Linked DNA regions of Mus musculus: all the other regions are linked to region 1. A link is a loop called in an ENCODE intact Hi-C map of the cell type or tissue named here. Cell type or tissue: gastrocnemius. All regions are shown on one strand. Links, peaks and the distances in the headings refer to the core of each region. The heading gives the core; the rest is flanking DNA.

Region 1 (4,388 bases), core at 293-4,292:
CTCCAAGCAGCCGGTAAACAGAGGCAGTAAGCAGAGCCCTCCACAGGGGCACACCTCTTCCTTAAGCAAGCGCTGTTTAAAATCCTGGATTAGACAAAGGATTAATTTCACCTGAACTAGGGAAATTAGCATATGAAAAACATCTTTGTCTTTGTCTTGGGCTGTTATTATTTTGTTTTGAAGTATTATCCTATGAGGTTAGATATTTCACTATTTCCCATGAAGAAACTGCACATACTCACCTGTGCTTGGGGGCACACACAGGCCAACCTCCAATCAGGTGTGGCTCCTGTAGGCTACCATGAAGCCCTCCAATCAGGTATGGCTCCTGTAGGCCACCATGAAGTCCTGCTTGCTTTCCTAACCACAATCTAGAAGGCAAGCTCAGTCCTAAGAGTTGTTCATAAAGTTTCTTTTTAATTTTTTAATTTTTAATTATGTGCATATGCATGTGTTTGAGTGTGGATTTGTGTACGTGAGCGTAGCACCCTTAGAGGATGTCCGATCCACTAGAACTGGTGTTACAAGTGGACTGGACTCTGGTCCTCTTCAAGAGCGGTACAAGCTTCTAACGGCCGCACTCTGTCTGCAGCTTCACAAATGACAAGGTTTTGGTGCCTCTACCTCAACTCCTCTGAATCCAGTTTGTCCCTGATCCTGGCCAGGTGGCCTGTGTTACTACCTCTGCCCTCTCTGGAGCTCCATGGCTCACTCATTCCTCTGCCATGACCTTAGTTATCTATTGTGGTGGTTTGAATATGCTTGGCCCAAGGAGTGGTGCTGTTGGGAGGTGTGTCCTTGTTGGAGGAAGTTGTCACTATCTATGGGCATGGGCTTTGAGAGAGCCTCTTCCTAGCTGCCTGGAAGCAATCTTCTCCTGTTTGCCTTTAGAATGAGACATAGAACTCTCAGCTCCTCCAGCACCATGCCTGCCTGAATGCTGCCATGCCTCCTACCATGATGATAATGGCCTGAACCTCTGAACCAGTAAGCCAGCCCCAATTAAACGTTGTCCTTTATAAGACTTGCCTTGGTCATGATGTCTCTTTACAGCAATGGAAACCCTAGCTAAGACACCTACCTCTCTCATCTTGGGCCATCCTTCAAACCAAGCTTACCTGGGCTCCTCTGGGTGGATTTGATTTTCTTCCTTTTAAACCACAGGAATGGAAGGCCAGCTACCTAGAGAGGTACCAAGTTCTAACTGTGGGTCACAGTTCAAACAGATCTCCCTACTTCAGCATCTCAGTTGCTGAGATTAGCAGAGATGTGTCACCACATGAGAAATGGCTCTCTCTTAATAACAGCCTTGAAAATGTATTCGCAAAACAATAGCCAAAGCCATAGCTGTGGGCATGTCTGTGGAGGAAGGTCTAGATTCCTTATTGACGAAGAAAGACCCAGCCCATTGTGAACAGCTCTGTTGGGTCTCAGGCAATCCATATATCCAGTTTGAGCTCATTTCTGGATATTTGCACAGCCTGAGACCTTGCATCCCAGCCTTTTGTTGATGAGGGATGGTGTAGTCTCTTCTGCAGCTACTTCTTGGCTGGTGAGGACCATCCTGGTAGTCCAGGAAGCTGGAATGCAAGGCAAAAGTGGGGAGGGCCTGGGAGCTAGCAGCATCTGGACGTACGCATGGCCTGAGACCTGACAGACACATGGTCTGGGCCTCTTGGGCTGTTTAAGAAGAAAGAGCACAAAGAGGCAAGGGTCCATCGTGTATCTCTGCTCTAGACTAGGGATGGGATCTGACCAGCTGCCCTTAACCTCTCTCGATGGTAGTCTCTAACCCGTCACCGAAAGCCAAATAAACCCTTCCTGAACTATGCCGCTTTGGGTGGTGATATTTTTTCACAGCAACAGAAACGGAACTAGAAAGCTAGAAAAAAAAAAGACCATCTTTATTAATTTTGTGAATTTAAGCAATATCTTTGCCTACACTTGCCTAGAGATCTAAATAAAATCGTTAAGCAGTTCCTGTTCCAACCCCTACCACAGGGAAGTATTCTCCTTACTGGGTCCCCACCTCAAGCATTGCCTGCCCATGGGCCACTCAGGCTTCCTGGTCACGGAGACCCTCAGTGTTGGTCAGCTCACAGTCCCCATACCCGGATGCACGCTGGGCATATCTGCTATGTTTGAGGTGAGACTTTGAAAGTCGTTGTAAAGTCCCACCCCTCCTTCTTATAACCTATTTTAGAAACAGGGGCATTTTAGATATAATCAAATTCGGGTGAAGTTATATTTGATTATTTGCAACAACTACTGTACTAACAAACAGAGAAGCATAGATCTGCCCAGGGACAATGCCGCATGGAGACCGACATAGGACAACTGCGGTGAAGGGTCTTCTAGTGAACCTCCCTGGAGCCTTCAGAGTGCTCTATGAACACCTTGACTTTGGATTTGCATCCACTAGAAACAAGAAATAATTCATTTCTGAAAATAATACGATCTCTAAGCCTCTCAGTTTGTAGCACTTCAGCGAAGCTGCCCCAAATGAGCATCCCTGCTCCTGTACACCAATGCAGGGTGCTTGGCACACCAGCTGGGCTTGTTGAGCAGGTCACTCACAGACCCACTGGGGCCTTGGGACAGGCAGTCATCCTGTCGCGCTTTTCGGACGCCCCACGAGGACATTCCGAGTAAGCTACGCCTTCCCTGTCAGTTGTGTCCCCCTTTATCATTGTGCCCAGGTTTCTCCCTGTGTTTTCAAGGGCACAGCGCGGACTTCCTGATATAGCTGCAAACGCCAAGTGTCATTCAGGCTTTCTGCCAGCAGAGGGCGGACGAGCTGCGGGCTGGCTGCTGCTGCTGTGGATATACTACGTGGGGCTTCGGGCCAGGACACCACCGCGTTAAGACAAGGGATGCTGTCCCAGCCCGGAGGCCAGGGCCTCTGGCTGTGCTCTGCTCTTTCCGTGAACCCTGAAAATTAAGTCCAGTAGAGCATTCTAGAGTCGCCCAAGACACATTCAACTCTGATCGTCCTATGCGCCCGGTGGTCACACTGCTGAGCAGTTCTTGACCACACCCCAGATCTTCCGCACAGGCCACTCCAAGCGTGGGTGTAGGTACTGCCGGAATCCATGACCTGGAGAGAAGGGTGGGCCGTGTCCTCCCAGGACAAGCCTCTCTGGCGACACTCCGTCACCCTGCTGAGTTTGGGTTCCCTCTCATCTCATGCTCCCGCAGTATGGAGAAGCCTCTTCCATAGTCAGTAACAAATCTGTAGGGCGAAGGCCTTTGCCACCAGAGTGGTGCTTCCCTTGGGATCTCTGTGAATGACTATCACCTTGGTACAAACAACTTCATGTTCCAGCCAAAATAAATGGGGGTGGGGAGGGATGTCAAGCCAAACTAACAGCCACCTGAAACCCCATCTTTACTCCATCAGTAATAGTACTGACATTTTGCTATGCGTGCCCCACATTCTCCTGTCACTTGCACGTGTGGGTGTCTGCTCTCGACACTGTAATTTGCTTTTCCAACAAAGGGCACTGAAGGGACACTTGAGAGTCCCAAAAAGAGCTGTTGGGGTAGCTTATATGGCAAAGGTGCTTGCCGCCAAGCCTGGTCCTCGTTCCATCCCTGGAATCCATGTGGAACCCCTGGAACAGACTCTGACCTGCTCACTTGAGACATGGCATATGGGTACATATGCAGAAACACAACCACACAACCACACACACACACACTAATGAAATTAAAAAAAAAAAAAAAGAGCTGTCCACTCTGAAAGGAAAGGGAGTAGGCTGGCTGGCAGGCCAGGGACTGTCCCTGTGAGCCTGTCACCCTGAGTCATCTGAGGGCTTGTCCCTAAAGTAGGGCTTTTTTTTTTTTTTTTTTAGGAAAATCCAATTCCTATCCCTGCCTGGTCCCTCTGCAGCTCCTGGGTGTCTTTATCTGGTATGAATTTAAATCTGAAAAGATGTAAAAGAACTCTGTATTGACACACAGAGAACTCCACACCTCTTTTTCCTCACGCTGGCAGAGAGCCGTGGAGGGGTGGGAGGGTGACTGCCTCCCCCAGACAACATTCAGTGATGCCTGGCTGGAGACATTTTAGTTGTCACGACTGGGGAAATGCCATGGCTGCTGGCGGGTAGAACAGAACCCACTCCCCTAGCCCCCCAAAAAGAGAATTGGTCACTCCAAATGTTGACAGTCTCGAATTGAGAAATATTATTCCAGGTATTCCTAGACACTCCCTTAGGGCCCAAGAGACCTTAAACCTTGATCTAACTCGGTACCGCCAGGTAACAATGGCCTTGACCCAGAACCCCCAGGCCTTGTCCCTTGGCCCAGGACATAAAGAGTTGGTGATGAAGGCAGGCAAAAGGTTGCAAGGCAGGTCTGCCAGGCAGTGTGTGGGTGTCGGGGTG
Region 2 (4,388 bases), core at 246-4,245, 130 kb after region 1:
TGTCCAAGCCCGCCTGAATAACAAGCCACACATGAATCAGCCTTTTAAAAGTGTTCCTTAGAAAGCAAGAGTCCTCTGCAACAGTTTTCTCATTCTTTTTGCTTTCTGCTGAGACGACTGTGATGCTACACGCGGTCACATGAGTTCTGCAGAGAGATCTGACTTAAAACAAGAACCAGTAGCAAATGTGTTATGTTACAGTTTATGTACCGCGCGTCCCCTGCAAGGAAAGCCAATTGTGTTGAGGTCTTGGCGCCAAAGGTGGTACATTCAATCACAGATTAAACAACTGGATCAGGAGGGCTCAGAGTTAACTTATTATTGACAGATCCACAGTTAGATGCTGGTGTTAGGAGGTGATGGAAGCTAGGACGGAGTAGGGCTTGCTTGGAGGAAGCCCAGTCCTGAAGCCTGTCTGTGAGAGAATCCCTTGCCCTGACCTTGCCATTGCTTCCCTGCTGTCAGGTGAGTGACTGCTCCATTGTGGCATCTTCTCTGTGATGTTCTGCCTTACCTCAGGCCCCAGCCAGTGGAGCCACGCGAAACCCAAACCCATACTCACTTCCCATCTGTCACATTACTTTATCAGATCTCTGTCACATCGACAACACCTGACAAGTACATATTATTACAGAATATCAAACTCAAGATTTGACCTTCTTTTCAAAGAAAAATTACTGAGCTAGTGAGACTTTCAGTGGTGAAGGATCAGACAGAGCTTTATGTTGGGAAATAGGTGAGAGAGCACCAGACCACAGCGATTCTCAACCTTCCCAGCGCTGCAACCCTGGAACACAGCTCCCCATGCTGTGACGACCCCCACCATAAGAACACAGCTCCCCATGCTGTGATGACCCCCACCATAAGAACACAGCTCCCCATGCTGTGACGACCCCCACCATAAGATGACTTTCATTGTTACTTCATGATTGTAATTTTGTAACTGTTATTAATCATGATGTAGATAACTGATATTTGAATCCTGTGAAAGAGTCGTTTGACCCCCCAAGGTCAAGACCTTGGTATAGACAAGAATGACAAGTTCAAACAATATTAAAGAATTTCTCTCCTTTTTATAACCTATGTTGCCACATCTGTGTGTAGATTGAGCTACCTTCCTTCTGTAGCAGACAAACATAAAGCCACACTGAGTCATGGTTAGCTGCATATAAGCATAATGTGGGGAAAGGGCTTCCTGATGATGCTCTTCAACAGAGCCACCAGGTGTGAGAGGGGAGTGAAGGCTGCAGAGCTCAGAAACTCACCCCTCAGGGTATCTGGGCACCATACAACCTGGAGACAACCAGAGTTGTTCAGTCCATGGGACTTAGATGTTTGTGGCCTTCTCCTGAATAGGGCATGTTGCTTATGAAGATAATGAAGAACACAGGGCCAAGCAGAAGTCATTCAGTATGTCAGTACAAAAGTTAAAAAGAATTGGGCATCTTGAGCCTGGAGGAAGTTGGCTCCAGGACACTGGTACCATTCCTCTTGTGTCATGGGGACTTGAAGAAAGGCTCCAAATACTGTCCTCCATAGAGGAGGAGACACAACACCCTTTTGTGGGCCTATTGCAAGTGTTGTATAGTCTTTGATATGAGCGTGTATGTCTTGAATGTACATAAAAGGAAGAGGACTGTGACATCTTAGTATGTCACCTTCAACTCATTACAACTAACGGGGAAGGAAGGAAGGCAAGCACCCAGTTCTTTCACCCGGAGCCGCTGGGAAGCTGCGCTCTGCTCTGCTCTTACCAAACCAGAGGGCAGCTGTTACTGTAAGGGCACAGTGGTGGTGACTCACTCCAGTGTACACGAGGGAACAATCAGGCATAAGACCCCCCCCTCCCCCACACACAGTCTGGTACTCAACAACAGGTGACAACACAAGGGCTTCTTAATTAGCATTATATCAACTATTACTAGGAGCAAACACTTCTTGAATTTTAACATAATAAACTTACTTTCTTTTAAACTTATATTTTTATATCCCCTTTACCCAGTTTTAAAGGAAAATTGACTCATAAATGTCAGCCCGTTATTTAACTTAATAGTTACTTTTAAAAAAATGGAAGGTTTGCTTTTTTGGAAGATGTCCAGCCACGTTTTCAGAAGTCATTCAGAGGAGGGTTAGGGAATATGTTCATAAAAATCATTTAGATCTAGCAACTTACAGTATTAATTATTAATTTGCTATTTGAAGGAAATGGTTGTTCTAGCCACCGAGATCACCACATAGCCAGTGTATTGCCCCATCACACTAAAGGGAACAGGAAAGAGTGACAGACACAGGAATGACTATGGAAGGAGGCGGGGGGGGGGGGGCAGATTCTGCCTCACAAACTAACTTACCTAGGCTTTCACAGGTATACCAGGTTTTCATATTTGTGTTTCTAATTTTACCAGTTTTAAGGGTTGAGGAATGCTATTTGGGGGCTGTGAGGGCTCCTATCAGTATGCTGTACTTAGCATTTTAGGGCCTCCAAACAAGAGATGTCTGTCTGTGACTTGCTAGCACTCAGCCTGGTCTGAGTGCTCTTACATATACCTCACTGGACTAACTACAGACCCAAGACACAAGCCAGGACCAAGAAGCCACACCCCCTTCGCACCCTCAGCGCTGGCAAAAGCTGGGAGCTTGCCAGCAGTGCTGACACAAGGGTGCCACCCTAACCTTGCCATAGCAATCTAGGCAGAAATGGGACTCACAATGTGCACACGACTCTCATACTCTAAGTTCCATCCCAGGAAACCTCCTAGGAACACTCAGGAACCCCAGCACCCAAATGCTTCTGCCTCCAAGCCTGCCAGCATGGAACAATGGATGCATCTGACCCATAAGCCGGAGGGAGAGGCCAGGCACAGCATGCCGGTCCATTCTAACTAGGTTAGAATGACCCCTGCTCCAGCTGCGCAGCTCCTCTCTGGTCCAGATCTGGGTTAAAACCACTGTTCCCTACACCTGCCCCAGCATCAAGTGTACTATCCCACCCAGGACAAAAGGACCGAGGGATGAGCCTAGGGGACACCAGGCACTGTCAACACCATGGAGTGACAGTCAGTACCAAGTAAAGCCATGGAGAGCTTGAATGTGTGGGAAGACATCTGCTTGAAAACGCCAGACAAACGCATGCTCCTTTTCTGACCTGGACATCATGGAGCCAGGAGTGAGGAATCAACATGAACTCCGTGGCCTCCCTCAGGGATCAAACTATGTGGTCTCTCAGGGTGACTCCAGTCTGAAGACCTAACGACTTTATACAAGATTTTGTTATGTGCTCAAAATTTGCTGGTAAGTACCACAGGAATGTCACCCAGTCACAAGGAAGGATCCTCTTCGTAACTGCTGTTACATGTAAGCTTGTATTTCTTTGGTAGGACACACTGGCTTTAAAAACTATAGAGAGCCAGGTGGGTGAGTAACCTCATGTAACCTTTTTATAGTGGGAGGGATGTGTGTGTCCTGAGACTCACCTCTTTCCTGTGGCATTGGTGACTGGCTCAAGGCAGGATGGGAACTGGATTCTGACTGGCTTCCAGGTGGTTGCGGAGGCATCTGGCTACCTGTAGAACACAGGGAAAGGGAGGGTATGTGCTCTGCATTAATATTGTAACCACAAGAACCAAGCGCTTACAGAAGGTACAGAGAAGAGAGCTAAAAAAGTGTTCCATTCTTCCCTGTAAAATGAAGATAAAATAAAGATATTTACCAAAACACCTGCTTTTAGAACAAAACAAAACCAAACTAAAAAAGCAAACCTGCTGCTGATTGGGCTATCAAGCTCACGGAGCTATCAACCAACAGCTGCAGCCCACACATCCTTCACCACAGCCACAAACCTAGACTGGCCAGCAGAGCTGAGCCTCTCGACTCTGAACTCATACCTACTGGACAGAAATGAAAAAGTCTGGCACCCGCCCGTTCGTTCGTTCATTCATTCATATCTAATCAATACAGCAACATCAATTGCGAATAAGCAGAGTTCAGCCTAAACTCAGAAGGCTCCACCAAGGAGCACAAAGCATAAGGTACATTAGCACATAAGAGAGGGAGTATTGCTGCAAGTCCTGATTTTTGTTGCTGGTACAGCGATAGCATCTATTTAATTCCCAGTTGTTTAATATTTACTCAATTTTTCACATACAATGTAAGTTTCTTGAGATGATAATCATATATTTTCATTCCTTGAATGCTTCCCTTAGCATGAAGAATATATAATAACTCATAATCTAAGAATACAAAATAAGGGAAAAGACACTTATTTTATCTTTAAAAGAGACATGAATCATGCGGAGGCTTGAGGCATACTTCTGAAATTAAGAATCATCCAAGGTACCTGGCAATATTAACTCACTTCTGGGCCCAGAGGTTCAGACACATTTCTAAGG
Region 3 (4,388 bases), core at 116-4,115, 1.8 Mb after region 1:
ACTTCAAAGAAAAGAAAAGGGCTCAAAAACTATAGATTGCTTTATTTGATTGAATAGCAAAAAAGAAAAAAAGAAAAGTACAATCAAAAAAGTACAAAAGAAAATGGAAAAGTACAATCCTCTTAAATGGTCCCTTCTAGTTTAGACTAAATAAGTAAATAACTAAGTAAACAAACAAACAAACTGCGATCTGGAGAAAGGTCAAGCAGCTAAGCCATCCGGTTCTTACCAAGGTGCCAGCACATAGGAGGAAAGGTCTCCTAACAAAAAGAGCTGAGGAAACTGGATACCCACACATGCTCTGCCTCTGACCCAACAGAAAAATCAACCCAAAAATATGTTAATGACATTAGCATAAGACCTGAAGCCTTAGGATTGCTACACACATGAAACATTTCCAGACTCACATGTAAGTAGTGGCCTTCTTGATGGGATTATAGACGCTCAGAAGGTAACAAAAGGAGATGACCAATCAGGTTGCATCAAATAATGGACGTCTGTATGGCCAGGGCAGCAATCAACGGTGAGAAAACTATAGACAGAGAAGAAAATCTTTGCCAGATGTTCACGAATATTCTAGAACACACGAAGAACTCAAAAAATTAAACACACACAAAAAAATGTAATCTGTTCAACAAATGAGCAAATGGACCTAACCTACAGGTCTCAAAAATATATAAGTAAGTGGTCAACAAAGGTGTTAAATTGTCCAACGCTGTTAGCCAGCAGGGAGCAGCCAATCACCACTATCTGGTTTCCACCTCATCCCAATCAGATTGGCAGCCATCACAAAGTTAACAACAGATGCTAGCATGGCGTTGGAAAAAGGAAGTCTTATGCACAGCTGGTGAGAACGTAAATTACCACAGCCAATATGAAATCAACATGAAGGGGTTCCCTTAACAACTAAAACTACATCGCCCATAGGACCCAGCCTTACCACTTCTGTGTGTCTACCCCCGCCCCAAAGAATCAACTTATTATAGCAATATCGACAGATGCATATTTGCCACAGCACTATTCATAACTGGAAAATTACAGAATCCACACAGGTATCCTTTGACAGACAGAGGATAAAGAAATGGAGTTGGTTACCAGAGGGAAGACTTAGTGGGTGGAATTGTTTGCCATGGAGCCTGATAACCTGAATCCAGTGAGACCCTTGGACCCAAAAGTTGTAGTGAGGAGACCACTTTCTCTGACCTCTACATCTTCACAGTGATGTGTTTTCGCACTCACAAATAAATAAACATAATCTTTATTTAAGAAATTCTTTTCTCCATTCATATAGAACAACGGATCTATGTTGTTTGCAAGAAAATGGATGGAACTGAACGTTGCAATGTTAAATGATATAACCTAATCCTGAGATGGAAGTAAAAGGGTGTAAAAGGGAAAGAGAGGGTGGGGAGGGAGGATAAAACTCAAGAGGATGCACATAATAAAAGCACATTAAATGCACGTGTGGGCATGTCACAGCAAAACTTATTTTTCAATTAATATATGCTAAAAACAAAAGAAGAAAACAGTCTATTTGTGTTTGGATTTTAGAAATATAGCCTATATTTTGTAATCCTCCGGGCTAAATCTTTGATTGTTAGAACTAATCTTTAAATCATATTATTTTTTTAAAACCTACATAGATTTACGATGTACTCCTCTCCATATATTCTGTTAAATAATACCCAAACACAGCTGTCATATATAACCCTCTACGTTTCACTGCCTTGACGACAGGGATTTTATTTCTGTTAGTTGGCCTTGCCCTTTACTGTCATTCCCCTGTAATTGTGGTTTTCTGCCGACCTGCTTTTATTTCAGCTCCCTTTTGAAAATCTTCCTTGACTATGCTTAGTTAATTCAAAGTTTGGAACGGTTGGCGAATGGCGAATGGGACAAAAAAACCTTCCACGACGTGGGACAATATCGCCACCCAGTGGCTAAAATGGGCTTCCCTCTCTGCATCCTTCCAGATTTTTCCCTTCGGCTTTTCATATCATTTCTCTAAAGAACAGAAATGTCCTTAAAGAAGGTACCGCCCTGTCCCGGCACTTTGCAGAAAAGTAAACTACAGAAAGTAAACTACACTTGCCTTTGTAATCGGGCCCAAGATGCCACACTAAGACCAATATTCATGACACCTACGTTTTTGACAACAGCTGCTCCAAGCTGGAGGTGACCTTCAGGATTCACGTGCCCTCGGGAGATGGAAACTGAGGTACAGAAAAGGAAAATGACTTCTTGATGTCCATGAAGATGATTAAACAGAATTACAACTAACCTTCTTTCATGCTTCGCTTATAGTTTATTGTTAATTTTCCTATTAGGCTAATTCCATTTTAAAGGTTTTATTCCCACCCCACCTCCAACAGTATTCCAGGTTTTAAGAGGTGGGGGACCACAGTAAATGAACATAATCTAGGTATTTTAGATGCTTTTATTTGATAATAGTTTTTGTCCCCACATTGTCTTCGGTTCCCCTCTCCATCGTCTTCAAAGCCATCTCAAGAAAAAAGCAAGATCAATAATACTGAAGTGCCTTCATCGCGCTAAGTGATTCTGAGTTCCTAAACAAGCCGGATTCAAACAATATAGTAGAAGTGGTGCAGCTTTGCTGACACCACGGTCCCAGGATCCCCCAAGTTCATTTGCAACTGTGGTTCTAGGCAAACAACACCTCCCACCTCCCCACCCCCACCTATCACCCTCCCCACCCCCTCTACTCTCCCCACCCCCACCACCAACCTCCAACACTGTTTTACTGGACAGAGGTATGAGGAGCCTCCCCAGCTTCTGTTTGGATATTCTGGGGTGAATTGCTTTGTTGCTTTGTTTCAGTGCCTTTTCTAGCTGCTCTACATACTCTAACCCTTTAACCACATAGAAGCAGCCTTTGTTCCGGTGTCCAGCACCTGCACTGCCACTCACTGAAGCCCAAAACCTCAAGGAAGTAATAAATGAGCACCACCACGTCCACACACTCCCCGTGTGACTTTAAGAATACACATGACTGTATTGTAAAGGAGCTGTTTTGCCTCAGCATCCTCAGAGGCTGACTCTCCTTGGCAAATGGCAGGTTGAGCCAAAAGCATTATGAAGTAGGAATGTCAAGGCGTTTTCCTTTAACCAGCATTTCAGGACTCTGGGGAAGGTCCTAAGAAGTTACCCACAAGAATGTGTCTTTATAAACCATGCAAAGGTTTTTTTACTCAGCATCAGCTAAGACCACCATCTCATTCCAGGTTGTAGACTGTTGGAACTGAAGCCATTAGGAATCCGGCTGAGGGAGGAATTCACTACAAACATTCACTTTTACCAACATTTGGGAAGATGTCTTAGAGAACTTCAGCAAAATGACTTCGAAAGAATAGATTTGATTTGAATGGATATAGAGCACCCCCTTCCTGCTCTATTCTGTAATTTAAAGAACGGGGAGAAATTTTAAATAAAAAGTAATGGGGTAAGAAATAAAAATAAGCCGGGCGTGGTGACGCACGCCTTTAATCCCAGCACTCGGGAGGCAGAGGCAGGCAGATTTCTGAGTTCGAGGCCAGCCTGGTCTACAAAGTGAGCTCCAGGACAGCCAGGGCTATACAGAGAAACCCTGTCTCGAAAAAACAAAAACAAAAAAACCCCAAAAAAACAAGAAATAAAAATAATAGGGTAGATAATAAAAATCAATAGAAATTTCATCTAGATCAGTAAATTGCAACACAAATATTCATCCCTTAGAATCCAGGAGCCAACTTCATATATATATATAAATTATATATTATATTATATATCACACAGCTATATGATTATAATAAAATATATTATAAATATAATATCAATATCAAAACCTGAAAGAAATTTATCATAAAAAAATTTGGCTGTTATTTGGAGATGTTATATTGTGATTTTGCTATTGGATATTTATTATTTCATGTGATTTCTTGTCTTATTCCAAATAAATATTGGCTTTGACACTTAACCTAGTATTTGTAATTTTGAATTATCTTTCTTAAAGGAAACCTTAGTTGTATAAGTTCCCAGGCCATTTCTATCCAGGCTTCCTTAGACAGGGAAGGGGGTGTGTTAGGGCTTTCTCCTACAACAGGAAAAGAAGATTAACATGCCAGAAAAGAATATTATCATGAGACGCCCCCCATAGGCAGAGCATATGAGAGAGCGGACAATAAGTCACTCTATTTTATAGTAAAATTACATTAAGAGCATATACAATTTAACAGTTACCCAACTTCAACATTGTCTAGTGAGCTGAACTATAGAATCTTCACAAACTTTAAAAAAAGAAAAAGGGTGTCATACAAGTTACAAAGATGACCATTGTAAATGAAGAAAAACCACCAGGCCTCACAGGACAATGGGACATGGCCTAATTTTTA
Region 4 (4,388 bases), core at 134-4,133, 200 kb after region 1:
AGTCCTGCATGATAAACCACACCAGGCCACACACCTTGAGTCCAAAGGCCGATTCATCCTCTGAGGCCCAGACGTCAACCCGCAGTGGTAGTGAAAGAAATGATTTAGGTACGATCAAGACCCCCTCTGAGGACAGCCCTGAGCCAGGTGAGCCAGCCCCTGGGAGGAGGTCAAGAGGGGCTCGGTGAGTTCTCTCGGGGCTAGTGCTCTGCACTGAGAGGACCCACCCGCCTCAATGTGTGTGGGTGCCAATCCTCAGCAGGGCCATCCTGCTCACATGCCACGATGCTGCACAGGCTCTTTAACTTGTTACTGAGAGACAGGATAGCAAGGGGGAAAGTTGTACTCAGAAAACCAACCATCATGCTGGCCACCCTGCTGATGCTAGTAGCTTCTTGTCCTTGCTCACAGCAGAGTGGGCAGAGCCAGGCTCTGGAATGCTACAGAGCAAGAGGTCTTGAGAACAGTGCTCTGGGAGAGGCAGGCAGAGTCTAGGCAGCAAGTTGTAAAAAGATGGCAGAACTTCAAAACTGGCTGTCAGTCTTGTGCAAGAGACGACAGAGCTCATTAACATGAATTTAAAAGCTGCATGGAATGAGATGTGTATTGATAATTACTGTTTTTTTAAAAAACGTAATTATTCAGTCTGGTGTATAAAGCTCTTAAGTTTGGCTACTAAAAAGAGCCAATATGAAGGAAAAGAACAAGGAAAGGAAGAGAAAGTCTGGGTGCTCAGCATCTGGGAGGTGGGGCCGTGGGGCTGAAATCAGGATGAGCCTGTGACTGGCCTGGAACACAAGTGTACATAGGCCATGCCAATGACAACAGTGCTGCCAATGACAACAGTACCAAGGAAGACTGACTGCAGCATGAAAATGAAAGGGTTAAAGAGGAGCCACCTAGGAAGGTCAGAGCCTGGCCAACCCCACCCCACCCCGCCCCGCCCCACCAGAAAGATGGTAGACTGGGTGCTGGGCTGACAAGATGAGCAGCTACTTTGTGATGGAAACCATATGTTGCTGATATCAAATATGATTTTGGGCTAAAGACTGAGATGTTGGCTCAACTAGAGTGGAAAATCATGGGAAGATCCACTAACACCATTTCTGTTTACACTCCAATTTCCAACGCTAACTGTTAGATTTAGAAACAAGCCATAGCATAGATTTTAGCTTAGGTTCCCCCTCCCACACACGCACAAGAGCTTCATCTTTGATTTCCTGAGCCCTGCCTTGTACAACACCAAGCTGCTGACCGCAAATATTTTTAAGATTGCAATTCCAAATGAACACCGAAGACTTCAGCTAAAAGCCTTTGGGGAAAGCCCTGCCGAGGTAACTACTGTGGGCATTCTAGGACGTCTGCTTGTGAGCTGCACTCATAGATCCTATCTTGCCAGCCTCTGTCCCTCAAGGACACTAAACCCTGATGTGGGTATTTTCACATACATACAATTACTGCTGAGCACAGTAAAGCCGAGACTGGTATCTACAGAGTGAGTTCTGCATATTTTAACAGATTTTAAAAGTCAAGTAGAAAAAAAAAATCAGTAGCAAATAGAATATCTATTTAAAGATAAGGCTTTACTATATTTGACAACGGGAGGTGAGAGCAGCGCTTTCTGTGGAATTTAGAGCCCCATGTGACTGTTCGCAAGGCCGCTTCAGCCTCCAGTCCTGCTTCTCTCTCTAGCCAGGCTAAAGGGTATTTCAAAACCCCTTACCAGGCTTTTAAAAAACTCATTTCACCTAAGCAACTTCACAAACCTGTTTCCTTCAAATACTATGGGTTTAAAACATACACACCCTCGTTTACTGTCTAACATTCTCTGTTCTATGAGGCTTTAATGTTAGCACCTATAGATGAAAAAAATACTACCTAAAATCCAGGAGGTTAGTCTCAATTTCCTCTCAAGGGAATAGCAATGTCCTAGGCAGGATTTCCTGCTGCTCTCAGAGCATGTGTCTCTGCTGGAAGGAAGCCCTCTAGTGGGAGCAGTGGAGTATGCCAAGTCTCAAGGAGCCCTTCAGACCAGTAGACTTACTGGGAACCCATGTCCTGTGTTACTCCTGTCATACACTCTAAAGTAAATGTTCAGAGAAAGGTTGATAACCACTTTGTGTCTCATCAGCCAGAAACTATCTATATAAAACTGAAGTATGCTTGTATTGATCTGATACATGATTAATTTTTAGCTATTTGCCAATGTATTTAATTTGGCTATGAAGCGACACTAACTTTAAGTTAAAGGGGAAAAAAACGTGTGACTGGAAAACAATACAGTATGTTTTCAGTAGAAAGACTTGCTGGAACCGGAAGGTGTGCACTGGTATTAAAGTGTTGACTCTTCATGTCTGCTGTAATCTGCATTACAAACTCCTCAAAAGAAACACCTTCCAACATTCATCAAGAAAGACATTCTGCACATTTGATCCATACAAGGCTCATGCTTAAGGTCTCCAAACATGGAGGGGAGTTTCCCCGTAAACACCCAAGTGAATGTACGTAAGCATCCTTACGCATTTGTTCCCATTTCTTCTGTGGAGAGTTAAGACTCGTGAACGTAATCACCAAAAGAACGCTGCAGGTGCAGGGCATGGCGGCGCACGCCTTTAATCCCAGCACTCGGGAGGCAGAGGCAGGCGGATTTCTGAGTTCGAGGCCAGCCTGATCTACAAAGTGAGTTCCAGGACAGCCAGGGATATACAGAGAAACCCTGTCTCGAAAAACAAACAAACAACAAACAAAACAGAAACAAGAACCCAAAAAACAGCTGCAGGCGTACACAAAGTGCAGTTAGGGTGTAGTGCAGCTGACCTGCAGAAGGCAGAAAACTCTCAAGGGCTCCTCCAGGACACAAGTGTGAGGACAGAAGCTTAAGAGAACAAAACAGGCTGGAGGTTAGCCCAAGCTGTTCTTCCACAGGATCGGGGTTCACGTCCCAGCATACAACTAAAGGCTCACAACTCTCTGCAAGTCTGGCTTCAGGAGAATCTGACACCCTCGGAAGCCACTAGGCATGTACATTATACACAGACATAAATGTAGGCAAAACTGCATGCACATTTAAACAGACGGACAACTAAAAGACTGAATGACTGAGCAAATGAATAAATACCAAAGCCGAGGCTGAGGCCCGGCCACACTGATGTCTAAGGAGTTGATGGAAAATGCTGGCTGGCATGTGTGCCTACAAAGATCCCATCTGTAGAGGACTTCAGAGCACACACAGCACCAAGGTCAGTGATAGCAGGAGCCAAACCCTTGACCCTCTGAGCTGTCCTAAACCATCAAATCCCACAACTCCAGGATTGTCCGCCCGGAAAGGCTGTGACACAGGAGCTGAGAGGCAGAATTGAGCAGGAGTCCCTTCCTCACTTTAAACTCCTTCCCAGTTCCCACATAAAGCACCCAGAGAACACAGAATACTAATTGGCAGCCATGCTCCAGGACCCGCACTTGATCCCCAGAACCGACCCATGGTAGAAGGACAGAACTATTCCTGTGGGTGGCCTCCTGCAAATGTAAGCCCTGGTACAGGTGCTCTCGCCACTCACACATTAATAAATTGTTAAAAAAAAAAAAAAGATCAATACTAAAAACAGATCAAGAAAACCTATTTGTGTAAATACGCTATTCAATAAAAAAAAAATCAAGAACAAAAGTAGCATATACATACAAACAGGGGTGGTTCATCTTGTGCATTACGAACACGCCCAAGAAATGGGGAAAGGCATCAATAATTGCTTGCCTGCAGGCAGAGCAACTTACTGTTGTTCATTGCCTTACAATGTAGGTTTACTTATTTACTACAGAGGATCCTGGTTAATTAAAAGTAATTGGTTAACATAGAACAGTAACACAAATAGCACTGACTATCATTAATAATGTGATGATTGTATGCAGGTATCTTTGATGTTGGTCATGATGCAGAGTGCAGCAGCCAGCACTCATGGGCAGAGCAGACGCCTGGACACTTTCAGTAAGTAAAGAACAAGCACCACCTAATGACAACAGAACAGAGACACCCAGAAGCTGCCCCTGTGGTGTGAGTACTCTCAGGCACGTCCGTGCCCACCGCGAGTCTATCTAAGAGAAATCTGTTTTAAGGAAGTAATCTGTGACACAGCCCTTAGATACTGATTGCAAACTGTATCATTAGTTAACATCATGTCAAATTAGAAGAGTATATTAAGTTGGATGTAGATATACAAAGAACGTTTACACTAGGCAGTACTGAAGAACTCAGTTTTCAAGAGCTCTGACACGGAGAAGTGCAGGCGCTGCAGTCCATTTCAGAAGCAGGGCTAAGTCAGAAGCCGAAAGTCCGAGGCCTGACATCGTAGGTCTCCTCTACATCGCCTAGAGCTACAACTAGAAAAAGAAAT
Region 5 (4,388 bases), core at 199-4,198, 66 kb after region 1:
CTTAAGGTAGGCAGTAGCACTTCTCAGAAGACTGCTAATGCAGCAGAATGCTCTGCTATGGGTGAGCCAAAGCCCGGCCCACAGCAGGACAGCAAGCTCACTGGAGATTCCCAGGGGTGTCTGTCCTGGTACAGCTGCCTAATCTCATTGGAAAACAAAACAACAGAAACAAAACAGTAGCTCTTACTGGATCCTAAAACCCAAGCCAACTGAAGCCCTAAGCTTTGCACTAAGGATCCACAATGGCTGAACTTAACCCTCATCCCACACATCAGGCATCGGTGCTGTTCACTGAAAGCAGGGCGTACCAACAGATCCATCACATGTGATCAGGGTATGAGGGATAGCCAAAGCACTGTACACCGAGACTCACCCTGTCACCCTGGTAACCAGTGACGCTGCACTGGCTCCCAGAAGATACCTGACATGATCTCTCACACCCACCCCTCAAATCAAGTTATTCCCACTCACTGTTCCTCCCTTGGCTCTACCTGGTGAGAGGGCCTGAGTGTGGCTCCGCTGCCCTGGGAAGACACCAACCATACCAGGACCATGGAGGGAGGGGCTCCACAGTTAGTCTTTCCCTTCACCAGAGAGAGGACAAGGGCTTTCTTCTCATATGCTTCATGCTTTTTCTTTAAAATCACAAACACCACATTGGAAGCCTGCTCTAAGCATCTCTCTCCTTAGAGAAGCAGAGAATCCACCACAACGAGAGAGCCTATGGTGTCAGTCAGAGGCATGGCTGAGGAATCTCTTCTCAGAGGAAGCCCTGTCACCTGTGAAGATGAGGCTTCTGATGGCCTTCTTGTGACATCTAACTGTCTTCTGACTAAAATACAGTTTAGGAGTGATCCTGTGGCCTGACATGTGACATTTGATATCCTGCCATGTGGATATCAAAAAGGCTCCCTTCGAAAGGCTCCTGTGCATCTGAATGGTGGGGTTTCTCAGAGTTGTCAGCCAAGGGTGACATCCTAGCTATCATCCTCAAGGAACGAGGAGGAGGAAGGTCTGGCACTGAAGAGCCTAGGAATCTGATGCTGGCTGAATTGGCACAGTGCGTTATGGCTGTATGCCGCTGGACACCTGCTTAGAAGTAACAGCCATGGACCATCTGAGACCACGTACTTCATGGTCTGGCTGAAGCCACCCACTGTAAGTAGCCACTGACAAAGCCTGGTCGCCAGTGGTGGCTACAAAGAAGGTTACCCACTGTGCTGTTACTGGAAGCTTGGCCACCAAGGCTCAGAAATGTGTATCTGAGCAAAGCCGCTTTTGGTAAATTATCCCATTTTCATAAAATAAGAAAACAAAAAACCAAACCACTCACCTTCGGTCATAACTGGTTCCATAGGGAAACTGCTGCCGCTGTCCCATGCCCAGATTGGACATGGCCCCTGAGGGGCTCTGGTTGTACATGTCCTGCATGCCGCTGTTGGGCACCTGTCCTTGTGTCATAAAGGGCTCACTACTTCCAGGCACTGTGAGATGTGAAATAAAAAGCACAGGACTGAGCATTTTCCAAAAGCCAAAGGGCACATACATCCTGTCTAGTAACTTCAGTGGTCCCAATCTCACACGGCACACCACAATCCTTTGAGAGGATATAGAATCTGCCCAAGGGAGCAGGATCCTGAAATGCAGTCAAAGACACCTGCCTCCTCGCTGTTTGCACTGCAAGAGCCTCTGATCTGGCAGGACCTAGACACAGGCTGGGCTGCATCTCCGTGATTACGGTGTGTTACACGGCAGACGAGTCACAGATGTGGTGATGGTTTTGACGACTGTGCACTCATTCACCCAAGGGGAAAATCCAAGCAACCCTTCAGATCTGGGCAGAAGGCGAAAGATGGAGCCTATCTGACACTCTCCTACTAGCTTTGTCATGGAAAGAGGCACATTATGAAGGGTGGACAGAGAACAGCCAACAATGTGATGGTCACCTTGGCCCTATGCATTCTGCCAACCACCTGAACGAACCTGAAGGGAATCTGCAACTCAGAAGCTGAGTCCTGAGGCCCAGACTACCCTGCAGTGCCTGCTGAGCCCACAGAGAGCCTACATCTCTGCTGTCACAGGTGTGGTGTGTGGTCACCTCTCATGCAGCAACACACAAGCTCATGGAAAGCTAAGGTCTGTGTTAACTACTGTTTGTAGAACGAGGTGACACCAGCTTAGGAAGAGTTTGTAAACAAGACAGGAGATATGAATTTAGTCTCCACCTTTACCAAGAAACTCAGAAAACCTTGACATAAATGTGCATTTGCAACAGCCCAGCGTGTGAGGAGATGGCTCAGTGACTAAGGGCACTTGCAGGGCAGCATTTACAGCCACTCTGCTTCACTGCTGCCTGTAAGTCTAGCTCCAGGGGCTCTGAGGCCCCCTTCTGGCCATTGGAGGCATATACATATGTGCACATACATATGTGATTATAGTTAAAATAACAGCTGAAGATGGGGTGACCTGTGACTTATTTCTATCCAAAAGCAGACCACTAAAAGGAATGCATACACAAATGAGCACTAGCTCAGAGCCTGGAGAAAACTCTATTAAGTCCAGATACTTGTTCCATGGCTGCTGCTTGTCTTCATCCTATGATAGCTACTTTTGTGTGAGGCAGGAAAGTCACTGAAGCCTTCTGAGTCAATGCTGTCCCACTGTGGACCGGATACAAGGGTTGAGGCCAGTGCAGGACTATCACACTTTGGCACCTTTGCCCTGTGTCTAATCTCACGTCAACTTGTGGTAGAACCAGTTTTGAGATTACTTTCCATTTTGCAGATGGAAAAACAAAGACAGACAGAAGTCAAGTGGCATAATTAAAGTTAAGTGGTTTAATTCTCTAATCCACAGAGCTCCTTAAAAAAAAAAATCCACAGAAAGTAGATACTGTATCAAAGTCATGAAAATCATGTTTGCAGGGAAAGGAGACTAAACGGTCACTCAACGCGTGATAGACCTGCGGCCTTATGGAAAATTAGAAAAACATCAAGTTATGATCTGATTGGCAGGTGTTGAGGCAGCTGTAAGAGTCAGCTTAGTAAGCAGGAGCCACACCCCACACTCCTGCCAGTGCATTTAACTGCTGCCCGCACCTGCTGTGGGCAGCCATCCCTGGCACACACAGAAACACATCTGCTTGTATTCACAGCCCATGCTGTCCCCTCCTATAATGACGCTGGGATAGGCCACATGGCCAGTGTTGACCAACCGGCTCAGGAAAATGGACTCCAGCAAACACTTGCTTGAGCTTGCAACAGGGTTTATCTTGGATCCTGGATTTTACCTTCTGTAGCAAGGACACCCAAGAAACCCCACAGAAAGGTCCCAGACTCCAACTGGGTCCCCAGTAAAGACTCTGCTGACATCAGCCACCCCAGAGGCCTCCTGACGACACAGCCATGTGACATAGTGGTTCTGCTAACTGAAGTCTGAGTTTGGAGCTCTGCTATACAGGACAAGATGATAGAGGCACTTTATTCCCATTCTTTGACTCACTAAACCTAGGAATCCATCTCATGGAAACAGTCACACACCACAGATGTGTAGGAGCTAAATGGGAGGGACAGCCCAGCTAGTGTTACAGTACCAGGGGTTAGTAAAAGATTTACACACAGCAATGTACATGGAGAGTAACAGAGCCTCAGACACACTGGGTACCACGGTCAAAGACTCAGATAGAGTCAGCCTAGTCCGAGATCACGTGCCCTGTCCGAGGCAGGTGGTAAGCAGCAGGCAAGGCCGGCTCCATGGGTTAAGGGATCTCACAGCAGGCTGACTTGCTGCACCACTAAGTCACAGGTCAGTGGTGGTGACAACAGGACCACCCGCTGCTGCTACCCTGGCAACAGTGGTCTCCATGGATATTGGTCTAAATTCACAGACCAATGAACAACTTGAAGAATGAACAACTTTATTTACAACTAATTAGAGCTGTAAGAAAATGTTTTCTGTGGACATAAATGTCCCAGCGCTATGAGGCAGCAGGTGGGCAGAAATATACAAAGACTGTGCTATTTATCTTCCACTCATTATCTCTCTACCTGCCACCTTACAACACAGCCTCCACTCGGTCCCCTGCCTGCCCGAATTCATTTTTGTGCTGTGTGTGCATGCACAGGTGCACACGGTGTCAGAGTCTTCCCCAGCTTAACTTTGAGATGAGGCCTTTCTTATTGAATGTGGGGCTCACATACTTGGCTAGGCTGGCTATCTAGCAAACTAAAAATTCTCCTGTCTAGGCTACCATGGCACTGGAGCTGTGGGAATATCCACAAACCAGCTTTTACGTGGGTGCTGGAGATTTCAATTCATGATTGTGCAGAAAGCCCCACAGCCTCTCAAATTCATTCCTAGGAGAGACTGCAGGTCTGAGGGAACGAGAG
Region 6 (4,388 bases), core at 183-4,182, 150 kb after region 1:
CACTGTAAAAGGAGGTGTAGGGGCCCTGCAGGCACAAGAGGCCATGCTTTAACACAACACCCAGTCATTAGGCATGGTGACACTACTCCTGGATGCATGCGACAGGTGGCAGGATAAGCTGTACTGTTTAAGAGCACTAGATTTTCAGCTCAGAAACCAACATTTAAACACTGGTATCTGGGTGGAAAAGATGGCACTTGCCATGTGAGCCTGGTGGCCCGAGTGGGTTCAGCAAGAAGGGACTTCATACGTTATCCTCTGACCCCCACATATGTGCTACACAGGTCCTCTGCATACATACACATATTATTATTACTAAAAACTAGTTTCTATTCTACTAAATGTAGAGTTAATGTCTGTTAAATATCTGATTAATCAATTTATACGTGAAATTAACCTGGTTTCTGAAAGTTTTAAAAATTTATTGTATTTGAAACTACACTAGCAGTTTATTCTTGTGGTAAAACTTAAAACTTCTGTATGTTTGACTTTAAACTATATTGACTGATTAACAGGCCAATTTTGTGGTATGTGTGCATGTGTATGTGTGTGCATGTGCAGACTAGAGGCTGACTTGGTCTTTCCCACTTATTATTGTAGACAGGGTCTTTCCCTGAAGGCAAGCATGCTGATGGGGCTACGTTGGCTGGTCAGCCAGCTCCAGGGCTCCGCTGGTCTCTGGCTCCTCAGCAGGAATCACAGATGTGTGCCACCAAATTTGGGTTGTGACATGGGTGGCTATGGATACAAACTTCATGGTTATGGGATGCTGAGGTGACTACGCTATTTCTTTCCTTTTGTGCAGGGTCTCATGTGGTCCAGGCTGGCCTTCACCTTCCCATGGAGCTGAGGTTTAATCCCAAGGGCTGGGTCTTCAAGCATGCGCTCTCACGCTTTGCTTGTGTGGTGCCAGAAACTGAACCCAGGGCTTACACCTTCCAAGAAGACACCAACCTACATCCCAGCTCCAAAACCTCTGAAAAGTAAAAGCTAACGCGCTGTACTGCTCTGGGAAACTCACCAGCAAGGCCGAAATCCCCAAGACCTGGGGGTCTACCTACCACCACTGCTCACATTTAGATGTAATAACATCTGAGTGAGGTCTCCATTCAGTGTCACATATATGCATGCAGTGCTTCAGTCAATGGCTTTTGAAGAGAAGGATGCACAGTGAAACCTAGGGCAGTGTGCAGCTAAACCCTGAACCAGTCCAGTCCAGTGAGGGGGACGTTGTGGGGGGCAAGCTGGCTCAGTTCAGAGTGTGTGTGTGTGTGTGTGTGTGAGTGTGTGTGTGTGTGTGTGTGTGTGTGTGTGTGTGAGTGTGTGTGTGTGTGTGTGTGTGTGTGTGTGTGTGTGTGGTGGTTCTACGAGTGCTGAGCTGGCTCAGTCCAGTTCCACCTAGCACGGCGGGGTGTGGAACAAGCACTGTGCTCTTGTGCACACAGCTCTTCAGAACTTGTGTCCAGGTTACCTGGAGCCTCTGGGACAACTGGAGGTTGCATGACAGAGACCACTAGGACACAGAGGGGAGGAGCCACATTCTGAGCCACAGCTTCACATACGCACCAGGCTTACTTTAGATTTTAGCTAGGTAGTTATCAAGCACACTTTTCAAATATCTAGAGCGTATTAATTACCCGTTGTCGAGATAGGGATTCAGTCAGCAGCTACTATTGTGCTATGAATGCTAATGCATCTCTGTGAAGGCTCAGAACCAGGCAGAGGCCTTCAGACTCAAAGACTTGGCTTAGATCTACAAGTTGAGAACTATGGTTTTAGGTGCTGTTCTTAAGCACAAAGATAACAGACTGATCTATCCCCTTTGAGTCTCTCTGAGGAGGGGAGGAAAAGGCCAGTGAGAGACAACCCACCAAGCCACAGCTCAGGATGAAAGCTAGTCCTGGAATAACCTCAGAGTTGTCTTTTCTTAGACTCCTTTTTCTTTTTCCTTTTCTTTCTTTTTCTTTTTCTTTGTCCCCTTTCAGAATTGGCATGCTTGCACTTGGTCAACATCTACTGGGCGCCCTCTCCTGGCCAGGCACGGTTCTCCACCCTTGATGTAACGGGAAGCTGCACTTAACAAGAAAAGGACTCAGTTGGACCTTGAGGGGTAGGATGGATAATATAGAGTAAGCACAGGGTAGTTGACTTCAGCTGTGTGGGCAAAGGGCTTGCCCAGAGTCATAATACTACAGGAATGCAAATCTGTTCCATGACTGTCTCTAAGGGAAAAAACATAGGAGAGGAGGGGACAAGACAGAGCAACACGCTGAGGACTGAGGTGCAGCTCTCTACAAATGACAGTTTTGTGTTTAAAAAAAAAAATCAAAAGAACTTGTCATAATCGTGTGTGTGTGTGTGTGTGTGTGTGTGTGTGTGTGTGTGTGTGTGTGTAATGGATTCACGGTGATGGTCGTGAAGATGGGGACAGCACCAGTGACCTCAGGCCTGAGATTGTAACTCCTCTTGTATTTTTTTCACTGTGGCAGCACTACCAACAGAGTTCATAACCTAGCTCTAGAAAGGCCAGGAAACCAAATACAAACCTGGCAACTACAAAGACTGCCTGGGGTGGTTCTCTACCCCATGCTTCTCAGTGATGACTAACTAACAGTCACCTAGACACAAGCAATGGCCCTCATGAGGGACAGTGAGGACAGCACACTGGCTGACTGGAGGCTCGGGGTAGCCAGAGCCACTACCTCCTAAGTGAGGGTGGGGCCAGCAATCCATGCTGCCCCTGGAATGCTCAGAAGGCTAGACACCTCTAGCTTCAAACCCAGAGTTCTCTCTCACATCTGCACTGAAATGCAGCCCCAGTATCCAAACTTTCACACCTAACTTGGCTAAAATAAACAAATCAACCAAAACAAACCCTCCCTCTGAATGGTTAGGCAGAATTACTAAGGAGGGTCACAGAAACAGGGTCAGCCCAAACGCTTCCCTTCCACCTCCGCTGTGCCCCTTCCTCTTCTAAGCACAGACACTGCTCTCTAATTTCTTCACCCCTCCTCCTCCACACAACCCTGTGTGCCCACTGCGACCACCCTTCCCTAATATCTGAAGAGGACACTGAACCTTATATATTAACTATATTTTTTTACATACATAAATGTCTCTGGTAAAGTTTCCTATTTATTAGGCATAGTAAAGGATCACCAATAATAATGTAACAAAATAATTATAATGTGCCTGCTTTATTGATTGAGGTAGGGCCTTCCAATCAAAGTCTATAGCTAGCTTGCTCTGAAGATCCCCCGTATCTGGGTCTGGGGATCTGAACTCCAGTCTGAATGGTTAACTGTCAAAATGTCCCCCAGACCAAGAGCACACTTATTCATGAACTTCATGTTTTTCCCATACTCTCCGCGTGCAGGCCCAGTGCACTTCCCTATGGTCCTAGAAACATGTCCACAGTCTGCTCTGTGGAATGAATGAGGCAAGTGGTGATAAAGGAAGGCAGGGAGGCCGTGGGCAGCCGGGCTGCCGGGCCTGGCACAGGACACACCTGAAGCAGCAGCATCTGAAGTGCAACAGAAGCCCCCATGCAGCACTGTACTGGCAGCCTTCACAAGGTCACACCCTGGCATTCTGCAATGTGCATTTAAAGCAGTTTGCAAGTACAAATCCTGGTGTCACTTTCTGTTTGGAAGAGAGAATGTCAACACTAACAATCCCCGGGTATACCATTTATAAACATGCAGATGTGAATTATTAAAGATTAATGCCTTTCAGGATTGGTGTCGGCATTCCGTTTGTCTCGTGCCGAAATCAATTCTGCTCTTCATTAGTCAATGACAACCCACATCATCCCGTCGTGGAAGAGAAATCAAAGGTGCACGTGTGTGAATGAGAGTAACTGATGAAACTGATTAGTACTAGGCTTAACGGCTATAATCAATCAACACATCAGAGTCCTCAGCTTCAGCGGAGCAGGAGACAGGGAAGTAGAAGGAACGCTCGCTCCTTCGGGACCAATGGCCTGCTCCTTTAGAACACTCACACGGAAGAGCTAAGAACACACCAGCTCTAGACACTATTCATTTAGCCACCATTTCCCGAAATGTAGCCAAATGGATTCGGACACTCTCCTCGTCTCTGCTTCCATTAGCTCATAAAAGCACTGTACCCCTCACGTCTCGAGTCCTCAGTACAGCAGGTCAATGCCTCCCCTTCCACAGAGGCAGTATGCTGCTGCGTGCACGGCTGCAGCGGTGACAGTCCACAGAGGCAGTATGCTGCTGCGTGCACGGCTGCAGCGGTGACAGTCCACAGAGGCAGTATGCTGCTGCGTGCACGGCTGCAGCGGTGACAGTCCACAGAGGCAGTATGCTGCTGCGTGCACGGCTGCAGTGGTGACAGTCCACAGAGGCAGTATGCTGCTGCGT
Region 7 (4,388 bases), core at 102-4,101, 620 kb after region 1:
CTTCCTGCTGTGTTCCCCACAGTGGTTCCAGGGTAAGGATAGTTTCTGCAAACACTCCGTGTGTTTGTAAAACACATTATGGCTAGAGTCTTGACTGCTCCCTTCCTTCCCCAGGTAATATCCCCAACCCACAGTTAAAGTTACTGGAACAAGGGACAAGACCTCTTGGAACGTCAGATGTCTCAGCAGCAATGAGGCAAGCGTGGAGATGTTTGGTCTTAACATGTTACTAAGAATGTAGGTGATTGATAGTCCACCTGAATGATATCTCACAAATAATTCTCTCAGAGCATACCAGAAAACAGCTATATAGCCCAAATCTCAGCTTATTCCAACATCTATAGATATAACTTGATTACCCCCACCACTAATATTTTTTAGTGTGTGTGTGTGTGTGTGTGTGTGTGTGTGTGTGTGTGTATGTGTAGGTTTGCATACTTTTGGAGATCAGAGGTCAGACACAGTGTGGTTTCTCAGGGGCTCTTCACCTTGAGTTTTTTCAGACAGGTTCTTTCACAGGCCTGGAACTCAGTGATTAAGCAGGCAAATTGGCCACTGAACTCCAGGGACCCCCCCCCCCTCGCAAGGTGGCTGTCCTAGCCACCCCCCACCCCAGTGCTATGTTTACAAGGGTGTACCACTCTGCCTGGCTTTTTAATGTAGATGCTGGGTCTTGAACTTGGAACAACTTCATGTTTGTAACTTTACCAACCCCCTCCCTAGCCCCCCAGTTATTTTTTGGATGTGAATTCCAGGGGGCTGTATCCTCTTGTCATTTCTCAAACCACTTGTCATTTCTCAAACCATCTGTCTGGAGAGCACAAAGGAAGTGTTTGCTGAGCAGAGCAAAGGTAGTTCCCCCTGTGGCTGGAAGACTACATCCCTCTACAGCTTCCACCCGTGGGAGGGGAAAATATTGAACGTGGAGTGATTTAGCCAGGCTGTGGCAAACGTGGGCTCTGAGGTCACAGAACAAGGGCAGGAGTCCTGGCTGGGGCATCTCAGCTGAGTGTCTTTAAAACCTGATTCCCTCACGGAGCAGATGCAAAACAAAAGAATACAACGTATAAGAAGCTTTTAGAGAGTGTCAGATCGTCTCAGTAACACTAACAGGATAGGGCCATGAGCGAACCCCAAGTCCTTCCAGCTGACCTTTGTTAGAAACCATGGTCCTCTGTGAATATCCATTGCAGAGAACTTTGAAGGAAATACAGCCATGGTATTTTTCTTTGAGTGCCCAGGCTTGAGTCCTGTGGTCCAATTAGAACCCCTGGGCAAAGTGAGATATAGAGACCAAAGGATGTTGGCTTGTCTGGTCTATGTAAGAACCTTGGAAAGGGTCTGTATAGTTCTCCAAGTCGCACACACCCTAGCTGGCTCTTCCAGGTTTGGTTTATGCCCTAGTTTGAGTCTCAGGTTTGGGGATCACAAGGTGCTTGGCCGGGAGGGGTGGATTAGATGTTCTGCCGAGAAAGGTGCACCTGTCTATGTCAGTGTTTGAAGGAGTGTTAGCCAAGGACCCCACACAAGGCAGGGGAGGGGGCTGTGGCTGTGAACAGGAAGATCTGACTGTGACTCCTTGCCCTGTGTTGTGTGGGAAAGCCTAGACTCTTCAACTGAAAGGCAAGGGCCAGGGCGGCCTCTCCGATTTGCTTTCTGCATTCTTCTGGCTACCAGAAAGAATGTGCTAGAAGAGTACTCACCCACGGAAGGAATGAAGTTCTGACATCTTGCTACAGCGTGACTGCACCTTGAAAAACAGCTTTAATAAATGATGACGTCACTCACCAAAGGGGCAGGTACGGTACTGTTGTACTTCTGGGAGGTTAGGGTAGACATGCTGGGACAGAGGGAGACGGAGGTCACCGGGAGCATTTTCTGGCTTCCCGGTTTCAGCGTGAGATGAGAGTGAAGTTCTGGAGATGGGTGGTGGTTAATGGTTGCACAGACTTAACACCACTGGGGTTAAAATGAGGCATATTATGCTACATCCACTGTAAGATGCACCCCCCCCTGAAAGATATGGTATAAATAGGTTGTAATATGGGATTCTAAACTCCTTTGCTATTTTTCAGAGGGAGAGAGACCAAAGGACAGTAGGAGCTAAGTTGTATGTCTGTTGGACCTGGTTGGTGTCTTCTGGCTTGGCAGGTACTAGGTAGGGCTCAGTCGGATCCAGAGGCCTACCTTTGGCTGGTCCTCGAACTCTTTCCTGTTAACATAATGTATAGGGTTTCTCCCATTCGGCCGCTAACCTCCTCCTCATAGCACTTAAACACCCAGGTTCCACTTAAAAAAAAACCCAAAAAACAAAAACCCTAATTCTATTCTAACTGCCATCTTTGTTTACTTGTGTAAACAACAGGAGCAGATCCTATTTGGTTATCACTTAAATGCTAAAAAAGAAAGAAAAACAACAACAACAACAACAACAAAAAACACCAATAAGAGGGGAAAACGTGGAAGGAAAACCATCTCTGTGTGTGCGGATTTTGAAAAAACACCCTTCTTGACAATAAACAGCCGGGCTGGGAGGGCGCGGCTGGGAGTCTTTGGAGGGGGCGTGCTGCTCTGCGGCGCCCTCTGGTGGCCGCATCCCGGCATGGTCACGCTCCACTGAGGCTTCTCCAGGGGTTGGCATTTGGGGCCTTGGTGAAGGACAGTTCTCAAAAAGAGATTTACAATCACAAGCCACAGCGTGGTGCTTCAGGTGGAGGCCCTGGAAACAACGCATCCATTCTGGACGGCTCTCTCTCTGATGGTGGCCAGTGAGGAAGATACCAAGAAGAAACAAAACAAAACAAAACAAACGAAAAAACGTGTGGCCCATCCATTATACTTATGTTGTGTGATATTGTTCCTCAGAGGGCAAAGCCGATGAGAGGAATAAGTGATTGAAACAATCATTTCATTCCCTTGGCAGGAATTCAGTCATTAGCGATATACCTATTTTACAAAGGCAGACTAGATACATTAGAGATTGAAGAAACTGGAGCAGATGTTTTCCCTCTGATAAGCACCATTCTATTAAAAAAAAACCAAAAAACCAACTCTAGAGGGTTGGAATTTGCCCAGAAAACAGGAATACATGGGTTTTTAGGTCCTTTGACATTTAAAAAATTCCAGGAAATACTACAAGTGTGATCTCTAACCAGCATAGGGACTTACATAGGACTGCACACAGCCACAGCCACGGTGGCTTAAGTAATGAGGGTCTCCTCAGTGTGTGAGTGTGTGTGAGTGTGTGTATGTGTGTGTGTGAGAGAGAGTGTGTGTGAGTGTGTGTGTGAGTGTGTGTGTGTGAGTGTGCGTGTGAGAGTGTGTATGTGTGTGTGTGAGTGTGTGTGTGAGTGTGTGTGAGAGTGTATGTGAGTGTGTGTGTGAGTGAGTGTGTGTGAGTGTGTGTATGAGAGTGTGTGAGAGAGTGTGTGTGTGTGAGTGTGTGTGTGAGTGTGTGTGTGAGAGTGTGTGAGTATGTGTGTGTGTGAGTGTGTGTGAGAGAGAGTGTGTGTATGTGAGTGTGTGTGTGTGTGTATGTGTGAGTGTGTGTGTGTGTGTGTGTGTGTGTGTGTGTGGGTCACAGGTATCCCACATGCTTTCAAGTTCCTCAGTAGTTTCTTGTGGACACTTTATGTTTTGAGGCAGCCATTGTCACCATTTCATAGTCCCAGGAGGAGGTGAGGTTCCAGTGCTGGCGACTTGATGACGGTCCAGTACAGCCCCCAAATCTTAGTGAGGCGAAGCATACCACCTGGTGTTAGTGCTGGATGTAAATTCTTGTCCCCACATCTATCCTGGGACAGAGCAGCTTAAGCCCTAAGGAACCTGGAGGAGGCTAAGGCTACTCGAGTGTGAGGGTCATAGGTTGTATCAGACTCCTCTAGATGCTCACAGAGATCTGCAAAGGCTCACCCCTAACTCCTAAGGATGGTGTCAGGCAAGTATTGATCTGGATGGGGCCCAGCTAACTCTCTTGTGTGGCTCTGCTTCTAAGACACTGGTGCTGGTGGGATTTGAACTCAGGCCTGTCTTTTCTCACCTGCAGACCTCTGCTTAGAATCCCCTGTCTAGCGATTGGATATTTCCCTCTGCTTGGGTATATGTGCACCTGCCTTCCAAGAAATATCTGTGACTCAGCTAGCAAGTCCCAGGTGAACCTAGGACCATGGAAGGGACCTGCCACCTAGTTTTGGGTGAATGGCTTAACTATAAGTTGGCTGCTTTCTTCTGGGGGAGATTTTATTTTTTCCTCTGAGAGAGCCACAGGGAGATACCACACACTAAACCCCAGGCATCCTCAGAATTTGGTACTGCAGGTAAGGCTTGGCATGGCCACGTTCAACACCGGGTATAAAGACATCATGAAGACTTACAGGTGGTTGATTAAC

The links. A loop is a pair of places that touch in the nucleus more often than their neighbours do. Peaks named below come from ENCODE experiments on the same cell type or tissue, not always from the same donor. Only the 100,000 strongest peaks of a DNase experiment are listed, where the experiment ranks them.
Region 2: a loop joins it to region 1, with 3 times the contacts of the local background. A loop is called at or near these places in 18 of 42 quality-filtered maps.
Region 3: a loop joins it to region 1, with 9 times the contacts of the local background. A loop is called at or near these places in 11 of 42 quality-filtered maps.
Region 4: it touches region 1 in a loop (4-fold over the local background); 15 of 42 quality-filtered maps call a loop at or near these places.
Region 5: it touches region 1 in a loop (2.9-fold over the local background); 20 of 42 quality-filtered maps call a loop at or near these places.
Region 6: it touches region 1 in a loop (5-fold over the local background); 20 of 42 quality-filtered maps call a loop at or near these places.
Region 7: it touches region 1 in a loop (11-fold over the local background); 10 of 42 quality-filtered maps call a loop at or near these places.

The regions. Positions count from the first base shown.
Region 1 is chr17:5,396,024-5,400,411 of GRCm38, reverse strand. No RefSeq gene overlaps it. Among named protein-coding and RNA genes, the nearest start is that of Gm29050, 13 kb to the left of the region's middle. In gastrocnemius, for the core only: a CTCF peak has its summit at 2,778 (motif pointing right); a DNase peak (open chromatin) is centred at 2,786; H3K27ac peaks cover 195 bases.
Region 2 is chr17:5,263,207-5,267,594 of GRCm38, reverse strand. Arid1b (AT rich interactive domain 1B (SWI-like)) reads right to left here. Exons shown (of 20, transcript NM_001085355.1): 6 at 3,474-3,563. Among named protein-coding and RNA genes, the nearest start is that of Gm34854, 41 kb to the right of the region's middle. In gastrocnemius, for the core only: no CTCF peak of the experiment used is centred there; no DNase peak of the experiment used is centred there.
Region 3 is chr17:3,568,617-3,573,004 of GRCm38, reverse strand. Gm34155 (a long non-coding RNA gene) reads right to left here. Exons shown (of 5, transcript XR_876342.2): 2 at 2,146-2,213; 3 at 408-532. Among named protein-coding and RNA genes, the nearest start is that of Gm34155, 8.3 kb to the right of the region's middle. In gastrocnemius, for the core only: a CTCF peak has its summit at 1,943 (motif pointing left); a DNase peak (open chromatin) is centred at 1,935; H3K4me3 peaks cover 510 bases.
Region 4 is chr17:5,199,654-5,204,041 of GRCm38, reverse strand. The region is part of intron 4 of Arid1b (AT rich interactive domain 1B (SWI-like)); the gene reads right to left. It overlaps Gm34854 (a long non-coding RNA gene), which reads left to right. Exons shown (of 3, transcript XR_876354.3): 3 at 3,907-4,303. Among named protein-coding and RNA genes, the nearest start is that of Gm34854, 22 kb to the left of the region's middle. In gastrocnemius, for the core only: a CTCF peak has its summit at 2,000 (motif pointing left); a DNase peak (open chromatin) is centred at 1,984; H3K4me3 peaks cover 216 bases; H3K27ac peaks cover 1,363 bases.
Region 5 is chr17:5,329,583-5,333,970 of GRCm38, reverse strand. It overlaps Arid1b (AT rich interactive domain 1B (SWI-like)), which reads right to left. Exons shown (of 20, transcript NM_001085355.1): 16 at 1,334-1,484. Among named protein-coding and RNA genes, the nearest start is that of Gm29050, 80 kb to the left of the region's middle. In gastrocnemius, for the core only: a CTCF peak has its summit at 2,395 (motif pointing left); no DNase peak of the experiment used is centred there.
Region 6 is chr17:5,250,278-5,254,665 of GRCm38, reverse strand. All of the region lies in intron 5 of Arid1b (AT rich interactive domain 1B (SWI-like)), which reads right to left. Among named protein-coding and RNA genes, the nearest start is that of Gm34854, 28 kb to the right of the region's middle. In gastrocnemius, for the core only: a CTCF peak has its summit at 2,038 (motif pointing left); DNase peaks (open chromatin) are centred at 2,036 and 3,469.
Region 7 is chr17:4,776,571-4,780,958 of GRCm38, reverse strand. No RefSeq gene overlaps it. Among named protein-coding and RNA genes, the nearest start is that of Gm34371, 16 kb to the left of the region's middle. In gastrocnemius, for the core only: no CTCF peak of the experiment used is centred there; a DNase peak (open chromatin) is centred at 2,594; H3K4me3 peaks cover 238 bases.